2 separate regions of the Homo sapiens genome follow, and region 1 is linked to region 2. A link is a loop called in an ENCODE intact Hi-C map of the cell type or tissue named here. Cell type or tissue: thyroid gland. All regions are shown on one strand. Links, peaks and the distances in the headings refer to the core of each region. The heading gives the core; the rest is flanking DNA. Region 1 has its middle 47 kb from the start of BARX1-DT. Region 2 overlaps PHF2 (PHD finger protein 2).

The links. Peaks named below come from ENCODE experiments on the same cell type or tissue, not always from the same donor. Only the 100,000 strongest peaks of a DNase experiment are listed, where the experiment ranks them.
Region 1: a loop joins it to region 2, with 4 times the contacts of the local background. A loop is called at or near these places in 22 of 110 quality-filtered maps.

What each region holds. Positions count from the first base shown.
Region 1 is chr9:93,994,516-94,010,330 of GRCh38, forward strand. No RefSeq gene overlaps it. Among named protein-coding and RNA genes, the nearest start is that of BARX1-DT, 47 kb to the left of the region's middle. RefSeq lists an enhancer at 10,432-11,631. In thyroid gland, for the core only: CTCF peaks have their summits at 8,213 (motif pointing left) and 8,412 (motif pointing right); a DNase peak (open chromatin) is centred at 8,206.
Region 2 is chr9:93,676,120-93,691,934 of GRCh38, forward strand. PHF2 (PHD finger protein 2) reads left to right here. Exons shown (of 22, transcript NM_005392.4): 21 at 475-844; 22 at 1,469-3,468. The coding sequence ends at 1,557. Among named protein-coding and RNA genes, the nearest start is that of MIR548AU, 89 kb to the left of the region's middle. RefSeq lists an enhancer at 2,226-2,725. In thyroid gland, for the core only: a CTCF peak has its summit at 6,211 (motif pointing right); a DNase peak (open chromatin) is centred at 6,212.

The DNA of each region.
Region 1 (15,815 bases), core at 3,524-11,523, 320 kb after region 2:
AAAAAGATTGAAACAGATACTTGACAGAAGAGAATATATACATGTACAATATGTACATAAAAAGACACTCAATACCAGCGAAATTCAACTTGAAACTACAATGAAATGCCATTACACACCAGAGTGTCCAAAACTTAAAATACTGGCAATGTGAAGTGTTGGAGAGGATGCAGAGTAACAAGAGTGCTCATACACTGCTGGTAGGAATGCAAAACAGGACAGCCACTTTGGAAAACAATTTGGCTGCTTCTTAGAAAGATAAACATACATTAACATATGACCCATCAATTCCACTTCTAGATAATTACCCAAGAGAAATAAAAACATATGTCCACACAAAGACTTTTACATGAATGTTCATAGCAGTGTTCTTCATAGTAGCCCTGTATCAGTTATGTGCAATCAAGAGACAGAAACCACACAGTAATTTTTATACAGAAGTTGAACATAAAGAATTACTAAACCATGATAAGAGAGTAACTTATCATATAGTTATATGATCCTAGAACTGAAGGAGAATGCTCGAAAAAGGATTAAACTTGGAAGGGGGGATTCTTCCTAAGCCTAGGATTTGGATCTTTGTTGGAGAAGGGGTGATCACAGCCTGCTGGATGGGGAGGAATTTTGATTGGTTGCCTTGGCCGGAGCTGGTCCATAGTTCCTGGGCAGCTGACAACAACCCTCTGGGGCACAGGCAAGCTGATGCTGGTGGGCAGATGTGCAGAGGGATCAGGGCATCACTGTGGGCACAACGCCTAGAACATGCCAGTGTCCATGTCAGGAAGTGCAAGCAGAGGTTTTCACTGGGCCTAGCCAGGGCTGTTTGCTAAGGGAATGAATACTCTGAGTCGATGGCTGGGACAAACACCAGTGGATCTCCCTGCCCACCCCCACACACACTGCTGAGACCATATTTCAAGAACAAGAAAGAGCAAAACATAGCACACCACCATCAGAAAGAGAAGCCCCCTTCCTCCTGCAGTGTCCTTCCAGCATCCTCTGCTCACGAAGTTTAATTAACACCATGTTCACCATGAAAGATAAATGCTTATAGAATCTAGGCCATTATTGCACAGCAGATATCAGAGGGTGAATCTGAACTGAGAGGTAATAAATTAGTCATTGCCACCATCCACTTCTATGGCTACTTATTTTTCATATGTACTCTTTATATACATTTGAACTCCTGTACAACAACAAAAGAACTTCACACTTCTTAACAAAATACAACCATCCTTCTTACAAGTGAAGTTCTCATCCTTACCCCAAATGAGAAGACTCATTCTCAAAAGTCATTGTATCCACTGCCAGTTATATTAATTACTCCTCAATTTCATTTAAGTTCCACTGAATATTCTACTACCTAAAGACTAAAATGCAAAGTTAACTTCCAGCAACTTAAATATTTAAAAAATAGAAGGAGGAGAGTGAAAAAATGGTTAGTATGTATAAATAAACACATGCATTTAATAAGCAGAGAGAAAATATCCAAAGCTACCACATTTCCATTTCTATAATTGGTCATGAGGTTGTAGCTGATATCTATGGCTTCCTTCTTCAATTACCCATTGCATATTTTCCTTTTCCTCGCAAGAAGTGCAACATCTCTGCAATATTTACCTTGTGCAGTGACCCAGGCCTTTATTCCCAAAGGGCCTGTGTCTTCAATTGTCCTGCCCCTTCTTTTAGTTGCTGTGGTTTTCCATGAACTTCATGACTGGGCATGGATGTATGGAGAGGAGCCCCCGGAAAATCTCCTGGGTTCCAGACCTGGTTCTCCTTGTCTTTATTGTGCAGGAGTAACCCCATTTCCCCTTCATAACCACCACTTTGTAAAATGATCAGAATCAATCACTCTTGTGAGTAGATTCACCCCTTTCTGCCTATTGATTCAGTGGCATAAACAGATCAAAATGGCACAGCGGCGGTCTCATCTTCCAGTTTAATGGAATCATTATTGTGGCCCCTAATGGAAGCATTCCCTTCTTGTGGACTAAGAGCTCCAACACAGCAAAGTTTAAAATTAGACAGTAAGCAAACAATCTGTGAATGATTGTTTTATTTGGCCTGATAGTGGAAGGAGCCACTCCCGTTTCCACCTCTTGATACCCAGATCCATGTGTTCTGGCCATGGAGGTGACAGGACCATATAACAGTGTCTGATTTACTGCATCCTGCAAAACAGTACCCCTTCCTTTTGGGGTGCTGTTTCCAAACTGGCATTATAAGTGAGTCTTCAACAAGCCATCCCACATTTCAATTAGAAGAACTGCTTCTGGGTGATGGAGTATTGGCAGGACCAGTTAATTTCATGGGTATGCGCTCACTGCCACATTTTCTTTGCTATGAAATTAGTTCACTGATCAGACACAATGTTGTGAGGGAGGTCTTGATAGGGAATAAAGTATTCTGTGAGTTTATGGATGGTGGCACTGACATTATGGATGAGGAAAGAAAATCTATTCCAGAATATGTGTCTATTCCAGTGAGACCAAATTCTGGCCCTTCATATAAGAGAGGCTTAATGTAATTAACCTACCACCAGGTGGCTATGGAGCCTTATCAGGGCTCAATGTTGTTCCTTCTGTTGGCAGATTAAGCACTCAACAGTAGTAGTATCAGCCAGGTCAGTCTTGGTAGGGAAAGTTTGTGTTGTTGAGTCCATACATTATCTCCACTTGGCCACCATGACAACTTGTTTATGGGCCATTGAGCAAGCACTGAGGTGGTTTGGGAAAGAGGCTGACTGACATCTACAGAACAAGTTATTTTTTCACTTGGTTAGAAGCCTCCTCTGCAGTGAATGTCCCTTTGGTGGTCATTCACATGGCACACAAATATATCTTCACATTCTGTGCCTGATCAAAGAGGTCTGTCCACATACCTTTTCCCTCGATTTCTTTATTGCCAATCCTCCAGTCCTGTTCCTTGCAAGTGCCTGACCACTCAAGCAAACCATTACTTACCATGAATCAGTTTAGATTTGTACTTCCAGCCATCTCTTTCCCCCTCTCATAACCAAAATCACTGCTCAAAGTTCTGCCTACTGGGACAATTTCCCATCACAATGTTGTGTTAGTATGTTCTTGAATCGCTATGAAGGACTACTTGAGGCTGGGTAATTTACAAATTAAAGAAGTTTAACCATTTCACAGTTCTGCGGGCTGTACAGGAAGCATGGTGCTGGCATCTGCTCTGGTGAGGGCCTCAGGGAGCTTATAATCATGGCGGAAGGTGATGGGAAGCCAGCATGTCATATGGTGAGAGTGGAAGCAAGAGAGAGAAGGGGGAGGTCCTAGACTGTTTTAAACAACCAGACCTAGTGTGAACTAACTGAGCAAGAACTCACTTATCACCAAGGGAATGGGGCTAAACCATTCATGAGGAATCCACCCCAATAATCTAATTATCACCCATCTCCGACACTGGGATTCACATTTTGACATGAGATTTGGAGGGGACAAACATTCAAAGCCTATCAGCTGTCCTTCATGATCACTCTTTAGTGGGGTGCAAAAATTAATCTGTAGGTAGTAAACCAGGCTCGAATTCTTCTTTCTTGGTTAACTGGTTGTGAGAAACATTATGGGAGGCTGAAGACATGTGTTAAGGGACAGAAGACAATGCAATAGAAGAAAATGCATTTTGAGTCCCTAGAAGTTGAGATTGAAGGAGTCTGAGCCATCTGTTCATGCCACTTACTTGTACTTTCCAGAACTACCTGAGTTGGGTTTCTTATATGCCATTTCCATTCAATAATAGAATGCTGCCCTGTACACTAAGTCTTATGACTAGGTAGATCAGACAACATCAAATTCATGATGGAAAGTTCAGGTTACATGGTTACCTTATGTTCCATGGTTAAGTATTCAGTCTCTACGGAGGCCCAGTAGCAAATCAGAAGCACTTTCTCAAAAATGGAATAATAGATTTACTCCAGAATCCTTCAGGTCTTCACTGACTCCAGAATCCTAGAGGTCTTCACTGTCTACTGTACTGTTCTACTGGTGCTTGCCAGAGGCTCCACAAAGCAATTCTATTTGGCACTGATACTTCAACTATCACAGGCTCTGCTGGATCACAGGACCAAGTGGTACAGCAGCTTGCCCTGCAGCCTGAACTTGCTGCAGAGCCTTCTCTTGTTCTGGGCCCCACTTGAAACTGAAAGATTTTCATGTGATTGTGTAGACAGGTCAAAATAGCACACTTAAATGTGATATTTATCACCTCCCCAAATCCCCAAAGACCTAACAAATGCAGTGCCTATATTAGTCAAAGTTCTCCAGAGAAATAGAACCAATAAAATAGATATGATAGATATATAGATAGACAGACAGATTTATTATAAGGAATTGGCTCACACTATTATAGAAGCTGAGCGGTCACATGATTTTCCCTCTGCAAGATGGAGACCCAGGAGAGCTGGTGGTGGAGTTCCAGTTGAAGTCTGAAGGCCTGAGAACCAGGAGAGTTGATGGTGTATGTTCTAGTTCAAGTCTGTCTGAAGGCAGGAGACCAATGTTCCAACTCAAAGACAGCCAGAGAGAACAAATTATTTTCTTACCCAGGTTTTTGTTCTATTCAGGCCTCAAATGGATTGGATGTGGCCCACCCACATTGGGAGGGCTATCTGCTTTACTGAGTCTAACAATTCAAAGGTGAATCTCATCCAGAAACACTGTCATAGACACACTCAGAATAATGTTTAACTAAATATCTGGGTACCCCAGTCAAGTTTACGTAAAACTATCATGGTGCCTTATCTCTGTGTGTGTCTGCTAGCTGGTTCAAGGTGCAGCAATTTGTCACATACCAGAGAGAGGATATCCCAGCATGCTTCTGACTATTGAATCCCCAGAAATTTATCTGAGGTGACAGGCCCCTCTCACCACCTGAATTTTTGTGGGGTATATCTACCACCCTCTGGTTTACATACATCTTACTAAGGCATCTAAAGTACTGCTACTTCTTACTGATTAGATCCATCAGCATAATTTTATCAGTAGAGTGAGCCAGTGTGATATTTCATGGAATGTCAAGACAATCAAGATCACTTAGACTGTATTATGGCAGACAGCAGCAGAACTAATGTAGCCTGTGGCAACACCGTAAAGGCATACCATTGGCCCTGTTGGGTAACAGCAAACCACTTCTGGTGGTCCTCACAAACTGGTATGGAGGAAAAGACATTAGCCAGGTCAATAGCTGCATACCAACTGTCAGAGGCTGTGTTGACCTGCCCCAATAAAGGCGTTACATCTGAGACAGCAGCTGAAATTGGAATTCCCATCGGTTACATTTATGACAATCCGTGACCACTCTTCAAGGTTCATCTGGCTTCTGCACAGGCTAAACTGGTAAGTTAAATGGGAGATATTATAGCTATCACCACCTCTGCTTGTTTCAAGGTTTTGATAGTGGCATTTACTTCTGCAGCTCTCCTAGGAATGCAGCACTGCTTCTGGTTTACTATCCTGGTAGGGAAGTTCCAGGTGCTACCACTTAGCCTTTCCTACCATAGTGATCTTCACTGCATGGGTCAGAGAACCAATGTGGGAATGTGCCAGTTGCCATGTGTGTCTGTTCCATGTATGTCTGCTCTGTAGTGTGTACCTACTCCCTTTGATCTTGCTGAGATCTGTCCTGACGTATAGATCTCTCTACATTTAGGAGCTGGGAAACAACTGCAGGGTGGGTCTGTGGACTAATTTGGTCCACTGTTAGTGAGACGTAGGACTCCATCTATCATCTAACCACCATAAGCCTCTACTTTGACTTGCTGACCATAATAACATTTTGAAGCCCTAGGAATTAGCACCAATTCAGAGTCAGTTTCCAGCTTTCCCTAAAAGGTCTGGGCATTTCTTGTTCTCCAATGCACAGTCACTTTAGTAAATGGCCCATAGGCCTCTTTAGGGAAGGCTTGGAGGAAAAGGCATGGTATGAACCTGGAGCAACAGTGCAGGGCTGTCTTTTCTCAAAGGAATCAAGTCTCCCCTTCAATAAAGGGCTTCAAGGTCTGTGAACTGACTTAGGAAACTAAGTTTGGAAACAAGTTTGAAAACTAGGTAAGAGGCCATGACTCTCCACTATGGCCCCTCAAGTCAGGTTTTTGGCTAAAGATCTAGAGTTTTTCCTTTCCTATGTATCAGGCCACACTCTAGTTGGTGACCCATCTATTTTATTCCTAGGCATACCAAGATCAATGAGCCACCACCAACGGGTTCTGCAGGCCAAAGCATTCTGATTATTAGTACATTTCTGCTGCCTTTTTTGATAAATATCCCCATCTTGTTTTTGATGGCTAAGTGCTGTCACATGTCCTCCTCTACTCCAGAATCTCATCATTCCAATTGAAATCAGGGAGCCCATCTCAATAAGAATTTGCCACAGTCATACCTGGCCTACCACAGTGCACTTTTCCCAACCCAGGTACTCCTCACTCTCATGTATTTCCCAATGTCTTAGTGAGGGGGATGTCTTCTGGGCCCTCCTGTGGAACACAGTTCAGGAGAAGGTATGCAGGTCACACACCATAAGACCAGTCCAACATTTTCATCTCCCTAAGCCTTTGGATTCCCTCCTTCACATCATGCCAGGGAAGCACTAGCATCTCAGTCTCACCTAATGTAAGCCAGTGTTAAGCCCACATTTCAGTCACTCAACCAGGCAAGCTGTTAGAGCCACCTCCAGTAAGACAATAAATTCAAACTCTCTAGTAAGTATACCGTTGTCAATGAACTCAGGTTATCTGGTGTTATATGCTGTCTTCCATAGTCTAACACCCTTAGAAACAATTTCCACAGATGTTCCCCAAGTTTCTACTGATATATATCAGTGAAGTCTAGAAAGTATTTTAGTGTTTGGGCTCTGTCCTCCTGGGTCATAGTGTGTACCTATTCCCATAGACCATGCTGAGATCTGACCTGATTTATAGATCTAGTGGCAACAGGGAATGGCTGTGGTGAGTCTTGAGAAGGATGAGTATCCCTTTTTGAGGCAACTGTCCCAGGTTGAGGGAGGCTCAAAATGAGTTGTGGGTTCAATATTATTGGTTTCATCTGGGTCCAATCAGATTTCTCTAATCTACCTTTCAAGATCCCATTCTTTCCTGATCAATACCTTAACTTTCAATTGAGAAACATGGCAAGACTGTAAATTTACTGTCATTGTAATTCAGAAACTTGCATAACTAAATTGTGTGTTTGGTTTTCAGCAGTGCTGTAGCTATAAGAAATAAGAGACTTTTAGGGGCTGTCATGGAAGCTCTCTGGTTGTCAGAGATGGCTTGAATTGAAAGTTAACAGGCCTGAGCTTCTCATTTTCTCTCTGCAAGAGCTCAGTGTACCCAAAAGAATTCGTCCTACACCACAGCCCTTACAGTTATCATTACTGTCATAATGGTCAGACACAGCAGCCACTTGGCTCACAATCAACCACGGGGATGCTGCTGGGTTACTAGCCTCCCATTTCCCAGTAGCAAGGAGCTCAGCACTGCATATGAGCGCGAGGGCAGGACCCAACCCATCCTCAGACTCCATGTTCACAGGTCTATTTCCTGAGACCAGTCTCAGAACCAATTCTATATCAGTTTGGACCAAGCAAACTTTAATAGGCAAACCAGCAGTTGGCCATGACTCAGGAGAGGAGTCACTGTACAGTAAGCAAGGGAAGTAGAGTATAAAGAATTATTAAACTGTGATTCGGTGAGTACTGTAAAGATGTAAAGAAAGCTCTAACCAGTAGCTTAGGGCTGGATAGACGAACTGTGGTACAGGAAAAAAAAATGATATATATGATCTTGCATATGGTATGTACAAGAAAGAACAGGGCCCCTTTTCCCCAAGAATGGGATTTGGACATTGTTGTTGGAGGTGTGGTTGCAGCTTATTTACTTGATGGCACAGGATTTTGCTGGGTTGCGTGGCCAGCACTGGTTGACTGTCCCAGGGCAGCACAAAATAGCCCTCTGAGCTTGCCTGCTCACTGACAGGACAACACACAGCCTCTGGTGCACGGTGTCCATGTTGGGAGGACTGAAGCAAAGTGGCCTCTAGGCTTGACCCAAGGCAGCACGGTTGGCAAGGGACGACAGACTCTGGGTGCATGGCTGGGGTGCAGTGCCACTGGGTGTAACTAGAGGAAGTGCAAAAGCAAGAAAAGGCAGAACGCAGCACAGGAGTACCAAGAAGAGCCCCCTTCTTATTGCAATGTTTCTCTAGCGCCCTCTGCTGACAATGCTTAACATTTTGCTCACTGTAAAAGGGAAATCCAGGCCACTAATATGGAAAAGGTACTCTTAGAGCAAATCCACAGCTATGAGGCAATAAATTGATAACTGGCACATGCCCCAAAGTAGAAACCACACAAATGTCCACCAGCAGGTGGTACATCTTTACAATGGTATACTACTCAGAAATAAAAAGGAATGAACTACTATGTGCATAACAACACAGATGCATCTCAAAAACATTTTGCTGATATGAGAAGCCAGGCCCCAGATAGTACATCCTGTGTCATTCTATTTACATGAAAAACTTTAACAAGCAAACCAGCAGTTGTCTGTTACTCAGGTGAGGCATCACTGCCAAAGGGCATGAGAGACTCTGGAGTGATGGAAGTGTTCTATATTTGATTTTACAGTGGTGGTTACTTGAGTTATGTTCATTTTTCAAATCTTATAGAGCTCTATACTAAATGAGTGCATATTATTTATATAAGTTATGCTTTAATAAAGGTAATGTTTGAATGTTAATGGAAAACTATGGCCTTTCAATAAAAGCAGGATCATTGAGAATTCAAACCCTTCAACGTTGCAGGTTTGGGTCACCACTGGGTTAAGTAGGATCTCAACCAGCTGAAGTACTAGCCAATAGCAAAGAGAATGTAGGAGGGGGTAGTGAAGGAAGAAAATCACAAATATTCACCATAGCTTCAAGACTAGTTGCATAAATGAAAACTGTAAAATATAGCATCATTTTATGGTGTGTGTAAAGCAAGCATTTTCCTTCCTTCTTTCTTATTATTTATTAAGTAGTTTTGGTAGTAATCTTCATTACTTTTGGGGCCATAGAATGTTCAGGTGGGATTTTAAGTGAATCAGAAAAGGAATTAATACCCAAACATCGTTATGGTGACTTATATGACTCTGTGTTTCCCCTTTGGGGGATGAGAATAAGAGCAACTCCCCCACCAAGAATGGTTGCATCATACTGGAAGAAGCATGATGTTCTGTTATTTTTGTTGTATACAATTTTGTATATAGGTAGTGAGGTGTGTAGCAATGCTGAGTTGCTAAAGGAGTAGACCACATGAGCTATTTTTGTTGTAACCTAGCCCCATATCCATTTTTTTCCTTGTCCTCTACTACTGGAACTGGGAATCCAAAATCTATATTGCCTAGATTGACAGATGGAGTCATCAGGTTCTAACAATAAAAGGCATCAGCAGAAGATCAGAACTGAAGAAGACATACACTTCCTGCTTGTGGCTCAAATACCAAGTAGTTGCTGGGTAGCTGTGGGAGGGGGCCTGCTGAACTCCCATGGCCCATCCCAGCACCTGCAGCATAGGAGTGGGGAGCAGCTTCTGGATTCCTGGATATCACACCTTCCTTTTGGCTCTTCCAGCACATTCAACTCATTTGTAACCAATACCCCATATAAATTCCTCTCTGTTTAAATACCTAGTGTGGTTTCTGTAATAATAATAAACTACGGTATCAAAAATTGTGGTTTGGTAAAGATGGCAGATGGAAAATATATGTTCAACTTCCTTACCTCCCAGAACCCAACTAAAATAAAGGTGTAGATATTTACAAAACTAATCAACCCAGATAGCAAAAGGAACAAGAGGGGAAAATATCAACAGGTGAGAGTTCAATCCATTTACTGCAAATTAAATGTGGATAGAAATCTGTCAATGTTTGAAATGAGAGAGAGCTACAGTCCAGACACAGTGGTTATAAGTAGGTGGTTGTCTTAGTCGGCTCGGGCTGACATAATACAATACCATAGACTGAGTAGCTCCAACAACAGAAGTTAATTCCTCACAGTTCAGGAGGCTGGAAGTCTAAGATCAAGGTGCCAGCCCATTCACTTTCTGGAGAGGGCTCTCTTCCTGGTTTATAGACAGCTGCCTTCTTGCTGTGTCGTCACAAGGTGGAGAGACAGTAATTTTTCTAGTGCTTCCTCTTATAAGGACACTAATCATGTTGGATCAGGGTCCCACCCTTATGATATCACTTACTTCCTTACTCCAAATACAGTCACATTTGGAGTTAGGGCTTCAGCATATGAATGTGGAGTTGGGGGAGACACTATTCAACTATTCAGCCCATAGCAGTGGATCACATACAATGTAACCCGTAATTCCTGCTTCTTGAAGCTCTTAGATTCCTTCTAATGTAGATTATGCCAGGGAGGTCTTGGCATCTCAATTTTATTGACTGTAGTTCACTATTGGACCCAGGTTTTAGCTGGCCAGGCAAGTAAATGTTAGAGCCACCCCCCATTGCTGCAGCTAAGCATTTAATTCAGAATCTCAAGTACTGGCATAATACTGGTAAAATTTTCCCAATTCAACATTATATTCCATCCTCATTGAACTACCATATTTAGAATCTTTTCCCACATGTATGATTCTGTTGTTGCTGATGTTAATTGGCCAAACTCTTCTGTTCTTTTTATGGATCAGCTATGTCTATCTGGGTCAGACTGAGCACTTATCCACACTGGGTTCTGACTCTAGTTATGAATCCAGAAGCAAAGAGGGTGGTGGGGCAGGTATTGAGGATAAGACACATTACCCTCAGGTGGGGTTAGTACAAGGCCTTCAGGCAAAGGAAGGATAATCTCCTCTGGCCAGGTCAGGTCAAGTAAGTGTAAAGTACTTGGCAAAATGCCAGACAAATAGTAAACATTATGTAAGTTTTTATACTCTTTACAGTTGTTACTATCAGCTGAGTCAGCCCTGGTGAGCAAGGACTTGGAAATTTCCCAGTCTGTCCACCCACCCAGCCTAGCATGGGCACAGATGAAGGGAGGAGCTGTGAGGTCCTCAAGGACGAGGAAGGAGCCCTGAGAAGGAGTCAGATGCAGCAACAAAGTCCAAGCCTGCTATGCATCAGAATCACCTTGGGAGATTAAAGTAGATTCGGACTTCTACCTCAGCCCTCTATATCAGAATCAACAGGTGAGTGGGTGTTTTTAGAAACTCCTCACATGAGTCTGATAGAGTAGGTACCTAGATGGAGGAAGAAGGCCCTTAGCCTGAGGCTTGGATGCAGGTCACTTGTCCTCACAGAGAGCATTTGGCATGGCTGTGGGACCAGGAGCCAGCATGACCGGGCAGTGTGCTGAAATGCAAGAGGTAGAAGGTTTTAATTTGTATTTTAGTTCTAAAATTTCTACTTGGTTCTTCTTTAAAAGTTAGAGTCTAAATATTTTCTGTCTTTCTAGGCTTCCCCTTTCCTGTTCCTTTGGCTAGAGAGAAGAGGCTTTTTGGGGACCTCTTTTTGTCTATACCCATTAGTGTTTGTAGGCTGCCAGCCTGTTCAGCTCCAAGTCTGGGATATAGGAGGCAAAAAGAAAACCCAGGGAACCCATCTGTATGTTGTTCCTCAGGTCTCAAGGTCCCTAGCCAGTCTCCCTTTTTCTCCACGTTTCAGATTATTCTTTTGTTATGTATCTCCAGGGATTTTAGTTTTACTTGGTGGAGGAATAGGAAGAAGTGAGTCTATTGTATCTTGTCCAGAACCAGAAGTCCTTTTTGTGCAAAAGTGCTCATACCTGTAATCCCAGCACTTTCGGAGGCCAAGGCAGGCAGATCACTTGAGGTCAGGAGTTTGAGACCAGCCTGGCCAACATGGTGAAACCCCGTCTCTACTAAAAATACAAAAATTATCAGGGCGTGATGGCAGGTGCCTGTAATCCCAGCTACTCGGAAGGCTGAGGCAGGAGAATCGCTTGAACCCAGGAGACCCAGGTTGCAGTGGGCCGAGATCATACCACTGCACTCTAGCCTGGGCAACAGAGCAAGACTCAGTCTCAAAAAAAAAAAAAATTAGAACAGCACCTGACACATTAAGGAATAAATAATTAGTTATCTGAATGCAATAAATGTAAAAAGACAAACAAAAGTCAAGAGAAGGACACCCACTAGCAAAGAAGGCACCGAATCCGTCTGTCTTCTCCCCTAAATGTGGGCACAAAACAAGGGTGCAAAAGCACTGACTGTGTTTGCCAAATGATTCAGCAGACAGGCAGAAGGGGGTGGCGCTCAGGCTTACAGGAAGGAAGGGTCAGAGAACAATGTTTTTGGGATGGTAGGGTCCTCATCATTTTTGTAGCATAAGAGGAAAAAATCAACAGGAAGAGATTAAAGATATGAGAGAGGTAAAAGGTTTGAAAGCGAGATCCTAGAGGGGGAATGAGATTTGGAGCAAGTAGAGACATTTTGGAAGAGAAAGACTGGCACCTCTTTCTCTAGGAGTGAAGAAATGAGAGGTGCAAGTAAACTGGAAAGGAAGCTGAGGAAAACCCAAGCATGACAGCTTACTTTGCTTGGTGAAGTGCAAAGCATGGTGGCTTTCAGAGAGTGGAAAAGATGGTGGTAAGGAACTTTATCTTTTGGCTTTATGATGTACTGCAAAGGACACCAGGTTTCACCCTCCTTCCTTAACCTTAAACTCAGTTTTCGCTTATGTTAAATGAGTATCATAATCCCTGCCGCAAAGGGTTGCTATAAGGATTTAACAATATCAAACCTATAATGAACCAGCTTCTAACTACCTCAGAAGTGCTACTGCAACTGTCTACTCCATTAAGACTTTTTTAGGATAATGGGAATGTATTTTCTAAGATCTTCTTCAAAAGTTGACAAAAAGGACTTCTGGTTCTGGACAAGATACAATAGACTCACTTCTTCCTATTCCTCCACCAAGTAAAACTAAAATCCCTGGAGATACATAACAAAAGAATAATCTGAAACGTGGAGAAAAAGGGAGACTGGCTAGGGACCTTGAGACCTGAGGAACAACATACAGATGGGTTCCCTGGGTTTTCTTTTTGCCTCCTATATCCCAGACTTGGAGCTGAACAGGCTGGCAGCCCACAAACACTAATGGGTATAGACAAAAAGAGGTCCCCAAAAAGCCTCTTCTCTCTAGCCAAAGGAACAGGAAAGGGGAAGCCTAGAAAGACAGAAAATATTTAGACTCTAACTTTTAAAGAAGAACCAAGTAGAAATTTTAGAACTAAAATACAAATTAAAACACCAATCGAACCCCACAGAAAACATTGCAGCCCCACCCCCACTGGCCAAGAGCTAGTGCAGAGCCTAGACTTCCAGTTTTACCAACATGGCTGTAACAAGGTGACCCCTCTCTCCCACTGGGATGATGTCAGAGAAGGCGAAGCAGGGAGCATGAACTCCCTGTTCTGAAGTAATAAGGAACTGCCTCCCTGGGGTGTCAACAGAAGCCGAGGGGGAAGCTGTACTTCCATCCCCACTTGGTAGTACCAACAGAGTGGACTCCTTCTCCCACTAGTGCAGTGCCAGAGGGGGCCTGCTGAAGCAAAGGATTTCAGTAAGAATCTGGGTCTCATAACATAATACTCAATATGTTCAGAACACACTAGAAAATCACTAGTCAAACCACGAACCAGGAAAATCTCAACTTGAATAAGAAAAGACCATCAACAGAAGCCAACACTGAGAGGACACAATGTTGGAATTATCTGGTGAGGTTTTTAAAGCAACTATCATAAAAATGCTTCAGTGAGCAAACATGGATGCACTTAAAACAAAAATACATAAAATCTCAGCAAAGTAATATAAGACGTAAAGAAGAATCAAGTGAACATTTTAGAACTAAAAGATACTAATGAAAAACTCAATGGATGAGCTCAATGGAAAATGGGAAGAACAGAGTAAACAATCAGTGAAGTTGAAGTTAGGATAATAAAAATAACCCAATCTGAGAAATTACCCAATTTCTGAGAAACAGAGAAAAAACAGACTGGAAATAAATGACTGCAGCCTCAGAGTCCTATGTAACTATAACCCCCAAAAAATCTAATACTATGCCATTGGAGTTGCAGAAAGAGAAGAGAGACAAGGTGGGGCTTAAAAAAGTATTCAACAAAATAATGGCCGAAAACTTCCGAAATTCAGCAAAAGACATAAAAACAGATTCAAGAAGCTGACTAACTCTGAACAGTATAAACCTAATGGAATCTATGCCAAGACATATCAGTTAATCTCCTGAAAACTAAAGACAAAGAAAAAAAATCTCAAAAATAGTGAGAGAGAAATACCACCTTATCCATAGGAGAAAAAATAAAAATGGCAGCAAATTGCCCCTCAGAAACCATGGTCAGAAGGGAGTAGCACAGCATTGTTTCAAGGAACTGTAAGACCAGAATTCTACATCCAGTGAAAATACCCTTTAGAAATGAAGGGGAAATCAAGACATTATCATCTGAAGGAAAACTAAGAGAATTTGTCAATAGCAAATCTACCCTAAAAGATGCTCTTGAGACAGAAAGGAAACGATAAAAGAATAATTTTGGAACATCAGGGAGGAAAAGTAAAAAATTGAAAGGGTAAAAGTACGGGTAAATGGAATAGACTTTCCTTTTTTTTTTTTTTGACAGAGTCTCGCTCTGTTGCTCAGGCTGGAGTGCAGTGGCACGATCTCAGCTCACTGCAACCTCCGCCTCCTGGGTTCAAGTGATTCTCCTGCCTCAGCCTCCCAAGTAGCTGGGACTACAGGCGTGTGCCACCATGCCCAGTTAATTTTTGTATTTTTAGTAGAGACAGGGTTTCACCATGTTGGCCAGGCTGGTCTCAAACTCCTGTCCTCAAGTGATACACCCGCCTTGGCTTCCTATTACAGGGGTGAGCCACTGCACCTGGCCTCCTTCTCATAAGTGTTCTAAATAATGTTTGGCAGTCAAAGCAAATCAATGTTACCTCGAGTCTACTATGTAACAAGGAGCATCAGTGTCAGGCATGCCCTGTAATTGAGGTTTCAAGCTAAATGGAATAGTTTATATGTGTAAAATGTTTAGAACAGGCCGGGCGCGGTGGCTTATACCTGTAATCCCAGCACTTTGGGAGGCCAAGGCAGGCAGATCACTTGAGGTCAGGAGTTTGAGACCAGCCTGGCCAACATGGTGAAACCCCGTCTCTACTAAAAATACAAAAATTATCAGGGCGTGATGGCAGGTGCCTGTAATCCCAGCTACTCGGAAGGCTGAGGCAGGAGAATCGCTTGAACGCGGGAGACCCAGGTTGCAGTGAGCCGAGATCATACCACTGCACTCTAGCCTGGGCAACAGAGCAAGACTCAGTCTCAAAAAAAAAAAAAATTAGAACAGCACCTGACACATTAAGGAATAAATAATTAGTTATCTGAATGCAATAAATGTAAAAAGACAAACAAAAGTCAAGAGAAGGACACCCACTAGCAAAGAAGGCACCAAATCCTTCTGTCTTCTCCTCTAAATGTGGGCACAAAGCAAGGGTGGGCAGAAATCCGTCTAGCTTTTCCATTTGAGTCCTATGCTGAGCTATCTGTTCTTAGTGTACCAGGGTTGAGGTGGTCATAGAAATTATTATAGTGTGCTTGGACTACTGTAACAAAATACCATGCACTAGGTGGCTTAAACAACAGAAATTTATTGTTTTCACAGCTCTGGAGTCTGGAAGTTGAAGATCAAGGCCCAGCTGCTTGGGTTCCTGGTAAGGGCTCTCTTCCTGGCTTGCAGTGGACACCTCACCATGTGCTGACATGGCCTTTCCTTGGTGCA
Region 2 (15,815 bases), core at 3,165-11,164:
TGTCCTCAGTTGGGAAATGAGGTGTTCTGTCTCTACATGCTCCTAAAAATCTCATCTCCCACCTTTAGCTCCTCCCAGCTCAGAAATGGAGGGTCCTAGAGCCTCACATACCCTCCCAACCAGGCCCAACCTCATCTGGGCACACAAGGAAGTTATTAGGATCAAAGTGAATATTCTTCCAGAACTGGGAGATGTATATGGCCACTGAGTGGGGTGATGGGGTAGGAGTGCCATCCTACAGGCTCAACTGCTAGGTTAACTCACACTGACAGGGAGGCCAGGCAGCTGCTGTGGGTGCTGGCGCCCTGTCCGTGTGCATGCTGTGCCCCTGGCGGCCCAGAGTCAGGCCTCAGGCCCCTGCTGCCCAGCCCTGCTGTGCTCAAGGGCCCCTGGCAAGGCCATGCCGGGAGCTCCCTGCTCTGTTGGCCCAAGTGGGCTGTGCGTCTGAGGCTGCCCTGCATGTTTTGTTCAAAGGAGGAGCAGAAAAGCAAGAAAAAAAAGAGTGCCAAGAGGAAGCTGACTCCTAACACCACCTCCCCTTCCACCTCCACCTCCATCTCTGCCGGCACCACCTCCACCTCCACCACGCCAGCCTCTACCACCCCGGCCTCCACCACCCCGGCCTCCACCAGCACGGCCAGCAGCCAGGCCTCGCAGGAGGGCAGCTCGCCAGAGCCCCCGCCTGAGTCGCATAGCAGCAGCCTGGCGGACCATGAGTACACAGCCGCTGGCACCTTCACCGGGGCCCAGGCTGGCCGCACCTCCCAGCCCATGGCCCCTGGGGTCTTTCTCACACAGAGGCGGCCCTCCGCATCGTCTCCAAACAACAACACCGCTGCCAAAGGTACTGTGCCTGCTGGAGGGAGCCTGCAGCCCCCCTGCCCTGCCTGCCCCCATGGGCAGCCCCAGACATGCAGACTCGGCCCATGGTAGAGGGCAGCACATTGGGAGGGCTCCTGGGCCTTGGGTGGCAGGGTGCTGTGGTCCAAGTTGGTTGCATCTTTGTGTGAGCGTATCCCACAGTACAGGACGTGTGCTTTCATCCTTCTGCTCAGTGGGCGTGCTCAGCCCCTGATCTGCCTGCACCCCTGCACCCCAGCCGTGGGGCCGGCCAGCTGTGGGGACTGAGTGATGCAGCACGGGGTGCTGGCAGTGGCTCCTGGCCTTGTTACTGGGGGTGGTGCCCAGGCATCCTCATGTCCTCCTCATAATGCCATCCCCAAGCCCATGTCCATCCTACCTGCCAGGGCCCCTTGAGGACACGGCCTCTGAGGCGGAGGCTTTGCCAGTGATCCCAGACTCCTGAAGGGTGCTGAGCTCGGAGCTGGGGCTTCATAGGCCCATTTTACAGATGGGGGACTGCAGGCTGCCCCTTAGTGTCAGCGGGACCCTCCCCCCCACCGGCATGCCACGCCCCTTGCCATCTAGCTTACCTTCCCTTTTTGTGTCCCCTCCCCGACTCCCCTAGGAAAACGTACGAAAAAGGGCATGGCGACCGCCAAGCAGAGGCTTGGGAAAATTTTGAAAATTCATCGGAACGGGAAACTACTCCTTTAAGATTTGGAAAGCCAGGATCCTTCTGCTCCGCTCAGGACCCCCGGAGCCCCGCGAAAACATCTGCCTCCCAGGAGGGTGCCGAGCTGCCTCACCAGGGAGGGCCTTGCCTCTTCCCGGCTGCCATCTCCCCAACAAGCGTCTGTCCCTTCAGCCGGCAGAGCGAGCCCAGCGTGGCCCCTCAATTTGAAAATGGACGTCTTTTCTCAAGTTGCTAAGAGTGATCTGTCCCAGAAAAGCGGCCCTGCAAGTTTGAGGACCGCTTATTCCACTTTAAGGACAGCCTTCAGGCCCCCTGAGCGTGGGTGTGATTGCAGGGCCTCTGCAGCTCTGCTGAGAGCATGAGTCCTTCAAGGAAGACAGAGTGAGCCAATGCTCACCAGCCCCAGAGTCAGAGCTGGCCACAGGCTGGCAGCCTCCAGGGGCTTAAAAAAAAAGGCAAAGAACACAGAAAGAGGAGGAGCAAGTGGGATGTTTATGTCCCCCCTTCTCTTCCTGAGTGATTCTCAGCCAAGTCCAGACAGTGCTCGGCGGGTGAGGAAGGGTCTGCCCCGAGCTTTCTGGTTGGCAGGTGGCAGCAGGATGGTGGGTGTTCAGCCTGAATGCCCAGGAGCATTTCTGGGGGGCAGCTAAGACTGGCAGCTGGGTTGGTGTGTTAGCGGGCAGGGGAGCCATTGTGGGGTCCCCAGGAAAGGGCAAGGGCTCAGCCACATCTTGGGGTCTGGGAGGCCCAGGCTAAGCCATGTGGCAGGGACCGTCTTGCCCTGCTGGCCACACTCTGGAGAAGCACTTCTCAGCCAAGGCACCCCTGCCCTGGGACTGGCAGGGCAGGGGCAGGGGCAGGGACAGTGGCCAGGCGGCCCGAGGACTTACGGTCGGCACTTCTCTGTTCTCCCGTGTCAGCGTGTGGTGTCGCCTGCATGGGTCGTACCTGGATGGTGTGTCCACCATCGACACGGAGGGGCTGGATTTGTTTCTCAGGCAATCCTGTATTTTAATTTTAGATGTATTTCCTGAAGCATATTTTTCATAGAATGTAGCGTGTAAATAGCTTTTTAAATAACTTCTTTTTTATAAGAGTAAAAGTATCTTTAGGAATTTCTTTCTATAGAGTTCTTCATTAACATTTATACGAGTTTTTTGCTGAGTCAGATGGACAGTTGGGTTCTGATGCTTTTTCCTTCTCCTTTCCTTTTATTATTATTATTTTTTTCTTTTAAGAACTAAGGTATTGCCTGAAAAACAAGTGATGTCTGTGCAGCCTTACACTCTGTCTTTACAGAAGCAAATAGTACACAAAAGATCTATTTCAGACACATTTTGAAGATGAATCTTCAACTTTAATACCAGCTCTTTGTTTTCCTTGTATGATGAGGGGATTGGGGGATACAGTTATTTTACTAGCACCTTGTGAAGTGTTTCCGTGTTTTGTGATGCTGTAATTTATTAATGTTTGTAGCTTTTTATATTTGTACATTTCTTATGAGCTTTGTTTATATACCCATTACCTGGATGTTTTTGTCCACTGGGAGAGGCAGCTTGGTGGAGGCCTTATCCACTCCCACTTGTCCTGTTTGGAGGGACGCAGTCCCTAGGGCCCGAGACTGGGTGGGAGAGGGGGAGTCTCACGGGGCCCCAGGCTTATTCAGAACTGGTGTTTTTAAAGTTTCCTTTACCCTGCCCTTGTTGAACATTTATATAATCTAACCTGGACATCAAGCTGTTCTCTCTCTCTCTTTTTTTTAATTTTATTATTATTATTTTGGCAACATGTACATTTCTAACAAAGTTTATCGTGGCTATTAAAGTGTTTTATTTCCCAATTCATATTACTCTTGTATCGAGTCCATGAGGTCTAAGGCAACTTAGATCAAAGTTTTAAAAAAGTAAAAATATTTCAGGTTTTGTACAGAACCATGTCTGTGTCATTTCTGCCTCGACTGTAGTTGTTCACCCTGGCAGTGAGGGTGGTGGGGAGGCTCCAGCCACCTGCGTTCCTCATGGAAAGCTTCGGGTTGCTCAGCCAAATCACACACAGCACCCCAAGCTGGCTGGCAGGAGTGGACAGAAGAGACCCTCGGGGGCTGCAGGGGTGGCAGCAGCGTTTGTCAGTCCCAGCCCTGAGGATGTCCTTGGGAAGCCTCTAGAACCTTCTTTTGGACTCAAGGGTATGGCGTTTGGCTGAGTCCAGTAGGCACACACATGTGCACCCCAGCACGGATGCACACCCAGAAGCATTCAGTCCCTTGCACGGTTCTAGCCTAAGTCTGATGTGATTACAGCTAACTACCAGGAACAGCCCTTACCTGACAGAGGCACTCAAATGGTGCAAGCCCAGGGAGGGTGCTGAGCGCAGGGGTGGGGTCGCTGCTCGTGATGTGTGGCAGGCAGGGCTGCTGGGACACAGGTGAGGCCTGGGTCAGTCTGTTGGTGGGGGTGCATGCGTGGGGGTGCTGGTGACAATGTTGAGGACCACGGATAAACAGGCCATTTGGCGTTTATTGAAGAAACATGAATAACCTCGGGCCATTTGGGCAGGCAGATGCTGAGAATCAAGGGGTGTGATGACGGCTGGACTGGCCCAGGCCCCCACACATGGGGTCTTGCCCTGGGATGGGAGCTGGGAGTGGGATAAGCTGGAGACAAGTTTGGCCTGGGTCACCCAAGGTTGCTCAGCTTGCAGGTTGCTGAGCAGGGTCGGCCCTGGCTGCCAACACCCTGAGGAAGCAGGATCTCCAGTAGACCCTGAGCAGAGGGCTCTGCCGTGCTGGGTGTCTGACCCACCACTGCAAGATTCTAGGGGTTTTGTCAACCCGCAGACCTGTGGTCATTCACTCCATGCAGTTTGTCATGTGGCACAGGAAACTAACCCAAGGCTGCCCTTGGGCAAGTCCTTTCTCGCTCTGAGCTTTGTTTCCTCCAGTCCCTGCTGGGTGCTCCGGGGGATGCTCCCACCACGCATGGTGGTCGAGCCCCCAGGAGGAACCCCTCCAGGACCTGGGGGCTCCCCAGGATAGGGCGGGGTCCCAGTGCTGCCCCCAGGTGGTGCCTGGGACCCATGCTGGGGCTGCCCAGGCTGCCAGGCATTTTGGATGCCCCTGGGCTGTGGGCACTCCCACAGCCTGAGCCACTCCGCTGGACTCCACAAGAGCTGGGTATCCTCTGCACACCCCCAGGCTGCCTGGGAAGCTGGCCTGTCCTTGCCAGGTCCAGCTAGAGACTGTCCTATGCTTCCCCCAGGAGTCCCTGCACCTTCAGCCCCGCAGCCACTGAGATAAAGTGTGCAGCGCCCTTCAGGCCCGGGCTCTGGAGCTCCAACCACCCTCAGTCTGGCCGGCCCCCTGGGCCCAGCATCTGGATCTTGGTGGAGCTGTCTGGGTGCTAGTTGGGTCCACCTCCACCAAGCACTGCTGTTAGGACTCACAGGAGCTGAGCACCCTGGGCCCTGGAAGGGGCTTCTGCGGCTGCCCAGCATCTCCTGGAGCCCAGGCTCCGCCCTGTGCTGCACTCGGGCCGGCCCAGTGTCTCGAGCCCAGCCCCCACTGAGTGCCAGGCAGCCTGTGAGCCAAGTGTCATGCAAGGATCCTGCCCAGGTGTGCGGCACACAGACCTGGACATGCATCTCTGGGTGTGCGCCTGCAGCCGGGAGGCCAGGGGCCCATGTGGCCCCAAGCATGCCCCTAGCTGTGGCTCTTCCCCTAACCTTGGTGTCGGTGCTGACTGCCCTATGACAGTGAAGTTGGGAGGGTGAGGTCTGGGAGGGAGCTGCCGACCAGCAGCGGACTTTGTGGGTCACGCCTCTGAGATTCAGGCCTGTCTGTCCCTGCAGCCTGCCCAGCTTGGCCTGAGCAAGTTCAGTGCGCAGTGCAGTGAACACACACAAGCAAACTGCCCCCGGTCCCGCCCTCCAAAGCTCGCTGGATTCCACAGTTGTTTACTGAGTGGCTACTGTGTGTCCGAGACTGTGTGGAGAACCTGCCCCAGACTTCACCATGACTGACAACCTGGGGCAGGTGTTATCATCAGCCAGTTCTGCCCAGGAGTCCACCGAGGTTCAGAAGAGGCACCCGCTGCTCACGGTAGAGCGGGACCCACACCTGCCGCCTGGACCACAGGATCACAGGACCACAGGACAGCGTGTGGGGGAGACATGCCTCCAGGTGGGAAGGGCAGGTCTCCAGGGGCGCCTGGAGCTGACCATAGAAAGTGATGTTTCTAGCAACATGAGCAGAGGTAGAGGCAGGCAGCAAGACCCTGGGGTTGTCAGACATGGGCCCTGTGGGCTGAACAGAAAGGAGAGTCTGCAGCGGCTCAGAGCAGGGCCCTGGGGCCACCGTCACAGTGGAGGGATGCGTCAGGCCCTTGGGGAGCCCCGCAGTTCGGGAGCAGGTGGAGTGAGCTCTCCAGGACTACAGCCTGCTGCTGGTTGGCCAGAGGCGAGGGACTCTTCCCCTGCCCCTGCCATGTGCCCATCATCTCCATGCCTGGTGGGGAGCTCAGAAACTCGGCCAGGTCAGTCTATTCTGCAGGACCCTGCCTATATATGTGCCCACATCCTTTCGCCCCGGCTGGACCCAGAGCCGGTCCCTGAACCTGCAGTTGGCAAAACAGGGTTCAATTTGCGAACCTTTGGGGCCATACCCAGAATAACCACCGGGGGGCAGGGCAGGGCCGGGAACAAGGAGGACAATTGTGTGAGGTTATTTAGTGCCTGGGGCTGGGGCGGGTGCTGGGACTTAAGGGCTAATGGCAGGCGTGATGGTAACTATGGGCCAAAACAACAACAACAACAAAAAAACAAGCATGCTGTGAGTGCTGGGAAGGAAGGCGACAGTAAAAATCAGCTCAGCTTAGTCATTGATGCACATGTGCTCTGTTACCTTGTTCATGCTTCACAGTCGCCCCCCAAGGGAGATCCCCTGAGCGTCTCTATTTTACTGATGAAGAAACTGAGGCACAGAGTCTCTCAGCTGCTAGAGCAGGAATTTACGTCCAAGCAGGTCAGCTCCAGGGCCTTTGGGCTTATAAGTGAGACCTGCAGAGAGACATTCTGCAGCCAGCAGCCAGGAGGCAGCTTGCAAGGCCTGCGGAAGGAGGGCTGTGGGTGTGGGGCAAGGGGCGGTGCAGGAGCAAAGGCCCTGAGGTGTATGGCTGCAGCGAGGGCCTGAGCCAGTGGAAGAGCAGGGTGTAGCTCGGAGCTCAGCTAAGGGGCACCAGCGCTGTCTCCACAGCGGCTCTCTCTTTACCACCCCTTTCCCCTAGATAGGCAGGTCTCTTTCCCCTGCCTGCCCCAGCCTAGCCTAGCCTGAGCTCTGTGCCCATCCCAGACTCTGCACAGCCCTGGGCAAGGAGCCTGATTTGTGGATGGTGACACTGAGGCAGGTCTTGTCAAAGACATATGGCTGCCAAGGGTCTCTGCCCTCCTTGTTCGCAGTATCAAGAGGCTGGAGGGTAGTGTGGAAGGGAGAGTTGAGAGGGCTTACGGTACAGGGTTAAAAAGAGAGAGAGAGATGTTGCTGATTTTAAAATCCAAGCTGTGTTCCAGTCTTCGCGAAAACAGTCTCCTTAATAATAATTCCCAGTGGTGACGGTGACATAAGTACTCAGACGGAAGGTCTCAGATATCCGGGTCCAATACCGCTGGTCTTGTCCAGTGACCCTGTGGCCAGTGTGGTCACAGTTCCTGAGCACCTACTGTGTGCTATGCAGGGCACTACAAGCTTTCCTCTGGCTGGCTGACCACTTAGCATGCTCCCTAAGCCCCGGCCCATGGAGGGAACAGGGCTGGGTCATGGGCTGGGCAGGCTTAGACAGTCTGGCCTGGGGGGCCTTTGAGCAGAGCCTTGAGAGCCTGAGAGAAGAGTGTAAGCAGAGGGGACAGCCTGTGCCAAGGCCCTCAGGCAGGAGCCAGCTTGCTGGGGAAGAGCCAGGAGGCAGTTAGGTGAGGAGAGGGCACTGAGAGCCAGCAGGGCCAGGGTTAGAGGGAGGCTTCATCCCCTCAAGCCCTTGGCAGGTCCTTGCCCAGCCTGGCTGTGTGGCCTTGGAGGACAGCCTCAGCCTCCTCATCTCCAGAGTGGGGGTGATGGCGCTGACCCACATAGAGTTGCTCCAGGGCCCACGCTTCCCTGTGTGCCCCCCACTTCCCAACAGCCCCTTGTGGAGCACTCTTCTACCCTTCTGCAAGCCCTGCTCAGAGGGTCTTGCTCACTGTGTGACCTTGGGCAGGTCACTTTCCTTCTCTGGGCCTCTTTTTTTTCCCTCTGCCTTGCTGACGGCAAGGCTGCCTCCACCCGGAGGGGCAGGGGAGGTTCCCACTGGAGCTGAGGCAGGGGAGAGGTGTCCTCACCCAGGCCTTGACTTCTGCCCTCTAGGCCTTATCGAGAGTGGTGATGGCCTGCAGCGCTGCCTTGGGCGACCAGGCCTGGCCCGAGAGCTTCCGTGGGTGGACCTGGCACTGAAGCACAGTAGGAGGTGCAGGGGAAACCATGTCCTGGACCTCAGGCCTGTACTGATGCTTAAACACTTACTGATTTCCAGTTTTCGGTTCTTTCTCACATTTTGCAGTACATTTTTTTCTTGGCCGCAACTTAAAGTTTTTGTCTGCAGAGCCCTGTGGCCAGAGGGACTGGCTGTGGTGACTGGGGTGCAAGGTGGGGTGCCCTCAGGGGCCCAGCTGGGCTGCGGATGCCTGATGGATGCCCCCTGGCAAGCCCCAGCTGCCCCATTGAGCCACCCATTGCCCTTGAACCCTCTTCCAGGCCGAGTCCCACCGTTGCCTCATCCAAACAACCCCAGCGATGCCACCTCGGTAGAAAAATGATGCTGTTCCATTAACATCTGACACGGATTTGCAGGCCCCAAACAGACGAGCGAGCTGTAAACACCCGGTGCTGGCTGGGCCCTCGCCCGGCCTCCAAGTAGGATCCTTGTCATTAATCGTCCTCCCGCCGGCCAGGCTGGGCCCTGGGCCCCACTGTCCAGCCAGTGCTATTCCAAAATCAGAATCCTCCTTGTCCCCTGCAAACTGCATTTACCAAACAATGGACTCGCCGGCTTCGCAGGCAGGAGCAGAAAGAGAGCGTGCACCCCACTTCTGGTGCTGATGTGGGTGGTGGAGGTCCTGGTGCTGCCTTTGCCCACTGTATGACCTGGGGCCTTGACTTCCTGCCTATAAAATACAGCAATACCCCTGGTTTCCTGAGGGTCTTGTGAGAATGAGAATCGAGGGCCTGGTGTGCCACGATTCCACCTGCCCGGTGTGCTCTTGGGGACAAGTCTCTCAGGCTGCCTGGTTGGGAAGGGTGGGCTGCCAAAGGGGCCGGCAGCTCCACAGAGCCCTCTTGTCAGCACGCCCTGCCTGGGAGCAGCCCACTGCGGTGCTGGGTGATTTCTGCTCATTGTGGCTGATTTAATAAGTGTGTGAGGCCACCTCCATGTTGTTACCTATATCTTTTTATCCAGAAGAGGAAGGATTTTGTCCATGTGTTGTCCAGGAGTACCATGTGTGTACACCAATGTGAGGTTTTGTCCACTTGTGAAAGGGAAATCTTACATAAATGTGCAGTGACTCACATATTTGGTAGAGGAAGCTTTGGTCTGCGACATGCCCAGGAGTACATTTGTATTTCCTTCCTTCCGTCTTGGGCTCCTTTCTGTTAGAGTTTAGGAAAACTACATGTCTGTGCCTCCAGGGGGCCATCGGCATCTCTGCTCTGCTCCCTGGGCTGGCAGGGACCCCAGTGGGGACAATCATCTTACCTTCCAGCGCCATCAGGATTACAGAGGTAAGCCACCTTAGCTCAGTGTCAGACGTTTACTGGGATTATTATCATTGCTCAAAAAAGCCATTTATTTCACCTTTACATCTGGGGAAAAAGACAGTCCTGTTTCCTTATTATTTACTTTTTAAACCACGCAGCTCTGCTCCACTGGGATGTATTGTAATTTGCTGCAGAGCACTGGGATCGCCCTGATATATTCCCCGTTGGTATCCAGGTATTTGTGGCACATAAATACACAGAAATTACTTTCCCTGAAGATGGGATTTTCCCGGTGTAAAAGTTTAATCAATGTCTGGACTCTGCTTGTCCAGGGTTTCCAGGTGCAATGCTGGAATATGTTCCCAATCTACCAGATCCTTATTGTCCTCCTTGGATTGATGAGCTGCAAACCCATGAAGCAAACCTGAAGGCTGTTGATGACCTCAGGCTGCATCCACTTTCCCTGTTCAGGGAGGAGGGGTGCGATCTCCTGGTCAAACCCTCCCTTTTCCCCCAGCTCAATGCAGACACTCTCTGGGCTTAGCTCTCCACTTCACTCTGGGGCGGGTCATGGGGTGGGGGGGGTGTGCAATCTCCCAGGACCCCCTACACCAGCCCTGCCCTGTCTAGGTCTCCTGATTCCCTTCTTTATTGCTCCAAATTCAGCTTTGAAACAGTATTTCCTCTGGTCACTTTCCTGCTCAACCACCATCTGTGGCTCTTCACTGTTACAGGATCCTGACACTCTGTGTCAAACAAAGGATCCTCCATTGTTTTGTACTACAACTCTCACAGCCCCAGCAGGGCATCCTTTGCGCAGTCATCAGGCCTCCCCAGGCCCATTTCACCCCTGAGGATGGTCTCCATTTGACCTCATGTTAGCTGGCGCTGGGGCCACAGTGGTGAGCCAGCTGTGGTCTTCCCCTTGGGGAGCCCCAGCTCCTGGGCAGGTAAGGGCCTCAGTGGTCAGTGGGTAGCAAGGTGAAAGGAATGGCCAGGGACCCTGGAGGAGAAAAGGATTGGAGACCAAGGTAAGGAGGGGCACACAGGGAATTTTAGAAGAGGAAGTGCCAGAATGGAGTCTGACAAGAAGAGACTGTGATTCCAGGTGGGGAAAGAGAGTGTCAGAGGAAGGGGCTCCAGGCAGAGGTACCCATGAGTGCACAGTAGGGTCCAGAGTGAGAGCAGGGAAGGACAGGGGGCAGGTCTGGCGACTGGCCAGGCTGCTGGAGAAGTGCGACGTGTATGGGGCAGGGGCTGGGCCCCAGGCTGCGCAGGGTCCTGGGGCAGGTGGGGATGGAGGAAGGAGCTGCATTGAGCTTGGCCCTGCAGATGTGGATTAGGACACACAATGTATCTGAGTGGCCCTTCTGGGGTCTGCGGTTATCGCTGTTGCCTCCTCCGAGACCCTAGTGATTCAAGGCCTGAGGGTGCACAGGCAGGCAGTCAGGGGCATGGTCAGGTAGCAGGGGGCTGGGTCTGGCCACCTCTACCACAGTGGGCTTGGCTGGCCTAAACAGGCAGGCCAGGGGCTCCTGGAAGTCTAGATGGCAGAGGGCAAGGCTTGGGATTGTCCAACCACAGCCTGTGCCAGACAAGTGGCCTCTGGCCCTCCATCCCATACTCCTCTGAGGGTGACCATGTCTATCCTGGGTGCTCAGCCCAAACTCGGCTAGACTGCGAATTGGAAGCTGCCTTCCTGGGCCAGCCTTAGGGATGGGGCCTGGAGAAAAGATTTCCCCTCTGGCCTCAGTCTTAGCTCTGGGTCCGAGGCCATAGACCAAACCAAAGAGAAGTAGGAACACAGCTCTGAGGCTGTCAGCTATTGTCTATGGCCCCCATCCCCTGGCAGTACAGTAAGCAACTGAGGCCAAGTGACACCAAGTGACATGGGTGTTCTCATGGCCCATCCAAAAGCAATCATACTTCAGGCTTGTGGGAGAGACAGATCCTCCCCCACTAGGAAGCCCTGTGGAAGTCCAGGTAATGAGAGCATTGAGATTTGAGCAGGATGCTTCAGGGTGGATTACTGAGTTAGAAGCTCCTTCGAGAAGCAGAAGTGGGAACAGATGGTAAGGGTTGAGGGACCAAGAAGAAGGGAGGTGGTTAACAAGTCTTGAGCTGGGGCCAAGGCCAGAGTCATGAAGAGGACAGCATAGATTTGAGAGCCACCTGTCCTCCTATAAATCCTGGGAAGCTTGGAGAAAATGCCTAGCTAAGAGAAATGAAACCAACTGAGGAACAGACCTCCCATTCCCCAGAGCGGGACCATCCAGTAGAACACTCTGCAATGACAGAAATGTTCATATCGTGCCATCGAGCACTTGAAATGTGACTAGTGTGACTAAGTTATGAATTTAATTTTTTTCTCTTTTTTCAAAATTGAGTGGATCTGTGGAACAAAATTTTAAATTTTATTTAATTTTAAATTAATCATGTGAAAAATCAAAGAAACAGAAAATAGAAATGCAAAAGAGGAAAATCAATGAAACAAAAAATGGGTTCTTTGAAAAGATCCATAACATTGATAAACCTCTAGCTAGAAAGATTAAGAAAAAAATGTAGAAGGCACAAATTACTATTATCACAAACAGAGGAGTGGCCATTACTACAGATCCCGCAGGCATTAAAAGAATAACAAGTGAGTATTAGGATCAAGCTTATACAAATAAGTTTGACGAATTAGATGGAAAAATTCCTTGAAAAGCACAAGTAACCAAAACTGATGCAAAAATAGAAAATCTGATTAGCTCTTGCCATATTAAAATTGAATTCATAATTAAATGTCTTCCAACATTTTATAAAGATATGGTATATAAACTCTTTCAGAAAATAGAGGACGAGGCAAAACCTCTCATTTTACAAGGCCAGCATTACCCTGGTATCAAAATTATAGACATTAAAAATAAATTACAAAGAAAACTATACACTTATATTTCTTATGTATGCAGTCACAGATTCTCCACAAAATACTAGAAAACTAAATCCAACAATATATACAAAGGATAATACATCATGTTGAAGTGATGTTTATCTCAAATCAATCAGTGTAACCACACTAAGAGAATAAAGAAGGAAACCATATGACTAAAAATCACTCGATAAAACTGAATACCCATTCAAGACAAAAGTTTCCAGAAATGTAGAATTAGAAGGGAATGTCCTCAGCCTGATAAAGGGCATCGATGCATACTTTGTGGTAAGGAGAATGAACACTTTCCCCCAAGAACAGAATTGAAGTAAGAATATCCACTCTTAGCACTTCTATTCAGCTTTGTACTTAGCCAATGTAATAAGGCAAGAAAAATAAATTATAAAAAACATTTTAGATGGCACTCACAGATGGCATTATTATATTTGTAGAAATTCCTCAGGAATCTAGTAAAGAGCTACTGGAACTGTTTTGAGCAAAGACCTGGAGCATGAATCAGTTTTGTGTGTAATGGCCAAAGGAGGAGGCAAAGAGAAAAAGTAATAAGACTGGAAAGATTGGCAAAAGCCAGTTTATCAAGGTTATAGAATACAAGTTCAATACTAAAAAGTCAATTGTATTTCTATAGGCTAGCAATGAACAAATGGAAAATGGAATTATAAAGCAATACTTTTTACAATAGCATAATAAAGATGAAATATTTTGGGATGAATTTAACAAAAATATTTGCAAAGCCTATACCCTAAAAACTACCAAAACTGTCAAGAGAAACTGAAGAAGGCTTTAAACGGACAGACAAAGTGTGTTTACAAATTGGAAGAGTCACTATTTTTAAGATTTTATTTCCCCCAAACCAATCTATTCACTTATTGCATTTCAATCTTGGCAATATTTTTGATAGAAATTGAAAGATATTGACATAGAAATATGAAGGACCTAGAACATCCAAAACAAATAATTTTCCAAAAGAACAAACTTGGAGAACTACACTGGTTGATGTCAAGAGTGAATATAAAGTTATAAAGACTTCTTATTAGCTGGGTAAATAAAACAGTGTAGTAGATAAAGAAAAATGCAAATGAATGGAATATTCAGAAATTAATTCACATGCATATGGTTAATTGAGTTTTAACAAAAGTATGAGGGCATCTCAATATGGAAAAGGAATGTCTGTTCAACAAATGATGCTGGAAAACTAGACATCTGCCTAAGGGCAAAAAAGTGAACTTTTACTCTTAACTCATACCATACACAAAAATTAAGGCCAAAGGGATTCAAGGCCTAAACTTAAATGTTAAAGCAATACATTTTCTAGAAGAAAACATAGGAGAAATCTTAATAAACTTGTATAGGCAAAGGCTTCTTAGACTGAACACAAAAAGAACAAAACGTAAAATAAAAAAATTGACAAGCTGGACTTCAAAATACATTTTTTTGTAAGTTTCTAATAAAAAAATTAAAAGGTAAGCCATGGGAAAGCTATAAACCTACAGATAGAAGAAGCTAAATGAATTTCAAATAGGATAAACCTAAAGAAATCCACACCAACCAAGACACATTACATTTAAACTTATGAAAGTTACAAAGACAATGTCTTTTTGAAAAAAGTCTGAGAAATGGCACATCACCTACAAAGGAGCACCAATTCAAATAACAGCAGATTCTTCATCTGAAACCATGGAGTTCAGAAGGAAGTGGTGCAACAGTTTTCAAGTGAAAGAAAAGAGCTGTCAACCCCAAATCCTGTACTTAGTGAAACTATCTTTCATGAATGAAGAGGAAATAAAGACACTCTCAGATGATCAAACACTAAGATAACTTTTTGCTAATACATCCACTCTTAAAAAAATAGCAAAGAAGAAAATAATAACAAGAATACTGGGACCTTTAGAAAGGAAAGAACAACAACAAAATAGATAAAAATTAAAAAGACAAAAATAGAAGTAAATGAAATAGTTAAAAATAGAAGTAAATTCTTCAAAAGAGTTTCTTTAATCATATTTTGTGGTTGAAAAAAGGTAATAGTATCCTCAGATATGGTGTTCAATATATGTAGAGGAAATAATTAGGAACATTATATTTTGAAAGTTGAGACTATAAATGAAGCCTAAGTGGAAGTAAGATTTCTAGAAATTACTCAGATTGGTAAAACATCTGCACCACTAGATTGCAAATAAATAATGTATGTACATGGTAATATCTAGAACAATCACTAAGTATACTATACAGAGCTATATTATTAAAAATCATTAAAAATAAATCAGAATGGAACTCTCAAAAATGTTCACATAACACACAGAAAGGCAAAAAAAAAAAAAAAAAAATAGAGGAATAAAAAGCCAAAAGTAACAAATAGAAAATAATAATAAAGTGACAGACTTAAGCCCTAACATGTCAATAATTGCTATAAATGTAAATGGTCTAAATACATCAATTAAAAGGCAGAGACTGGCAGTGTGACTAAAACATGCTTCAACTATAGGCTGTCATCAAAAGACTCACTTCAAACAAAATTATATAGCTAAGTGAAAGTAAAAGAATGGAGAGATATGCATTGCAAGCATTAATTTAAGAGAAAAGAATAAGTGGCTACAATTATATCACATAAAGTAGAATTTAGAAAAACGATAATATCTGGGAACAAAGAGGGACGTAATGATAGAAGCAACATTTGATCCGGAAGATAGAGCAATCCTAATATTTATGCACTAAACAACAGAGCTTCAAAGTACATGAAGCAAAAACTGATAAAGCTGAAAGGAGAAAGAGAGAAATCCACAATTATGGTTAAGACTTAAACACTCAACTCTTAGCAACTGAAAGAACAATCCACTGAACAACAGAAGAATGCACATTCTTTTCAAATAGCCATGACATTTACCAAGATAGACTTGGGCCATAAAACAAACCTTAACAAATTTTAAAAAGTTGAAATCATACAAGGAATGTTCTCTGACAATTTCGATTTAATCAATAGTCGGTGATTTAATCAATGATCACTTAGAAATCAACAGGGTAAACACAAAAGGAACATCTCCAAACACTTGGAAAGTAAACAACACATTTCTAAATAATCCATGAGGGCAAAAAGGAGGTCTCAAAGAAAAATCAATAATAAATAGAACTGAGTAAAAATTAAAATGCATATCAGCTGGGTTCGGTGGCTCACGCCTGTAATCCCAGCACTTTGGGAGGCTGAGGCGGGTGGATCACACGATCAAGAGTTTGAGACCATCCTGACCAACATAGTGAAACCCCTTGTCTACAAAAATTAGCTGGGTGTAGTGGCATGCGCCTGTAATCCCAGCTACTTGGGAGGCTGGGGCAAGAGAATTGCTTGAACCCAGGAGGCGGAGGTTGCAGTGAGCCGAGATCGCACCACAGCATTCCAGCCTGGGCCACAGGGTGAGACTCCATCTCAAAAAAAAAAAAAAATGCATATCAAAATTTGTGGTATGCAGCAAAAGCCATGCTGAGAGGGAAATTTATAGCATTAAACACTTATATTAAAATAGGGAAAGTTCTCAAAACCATAATCTGTATTTGTAATGGACTAAATGCTTGTGTCT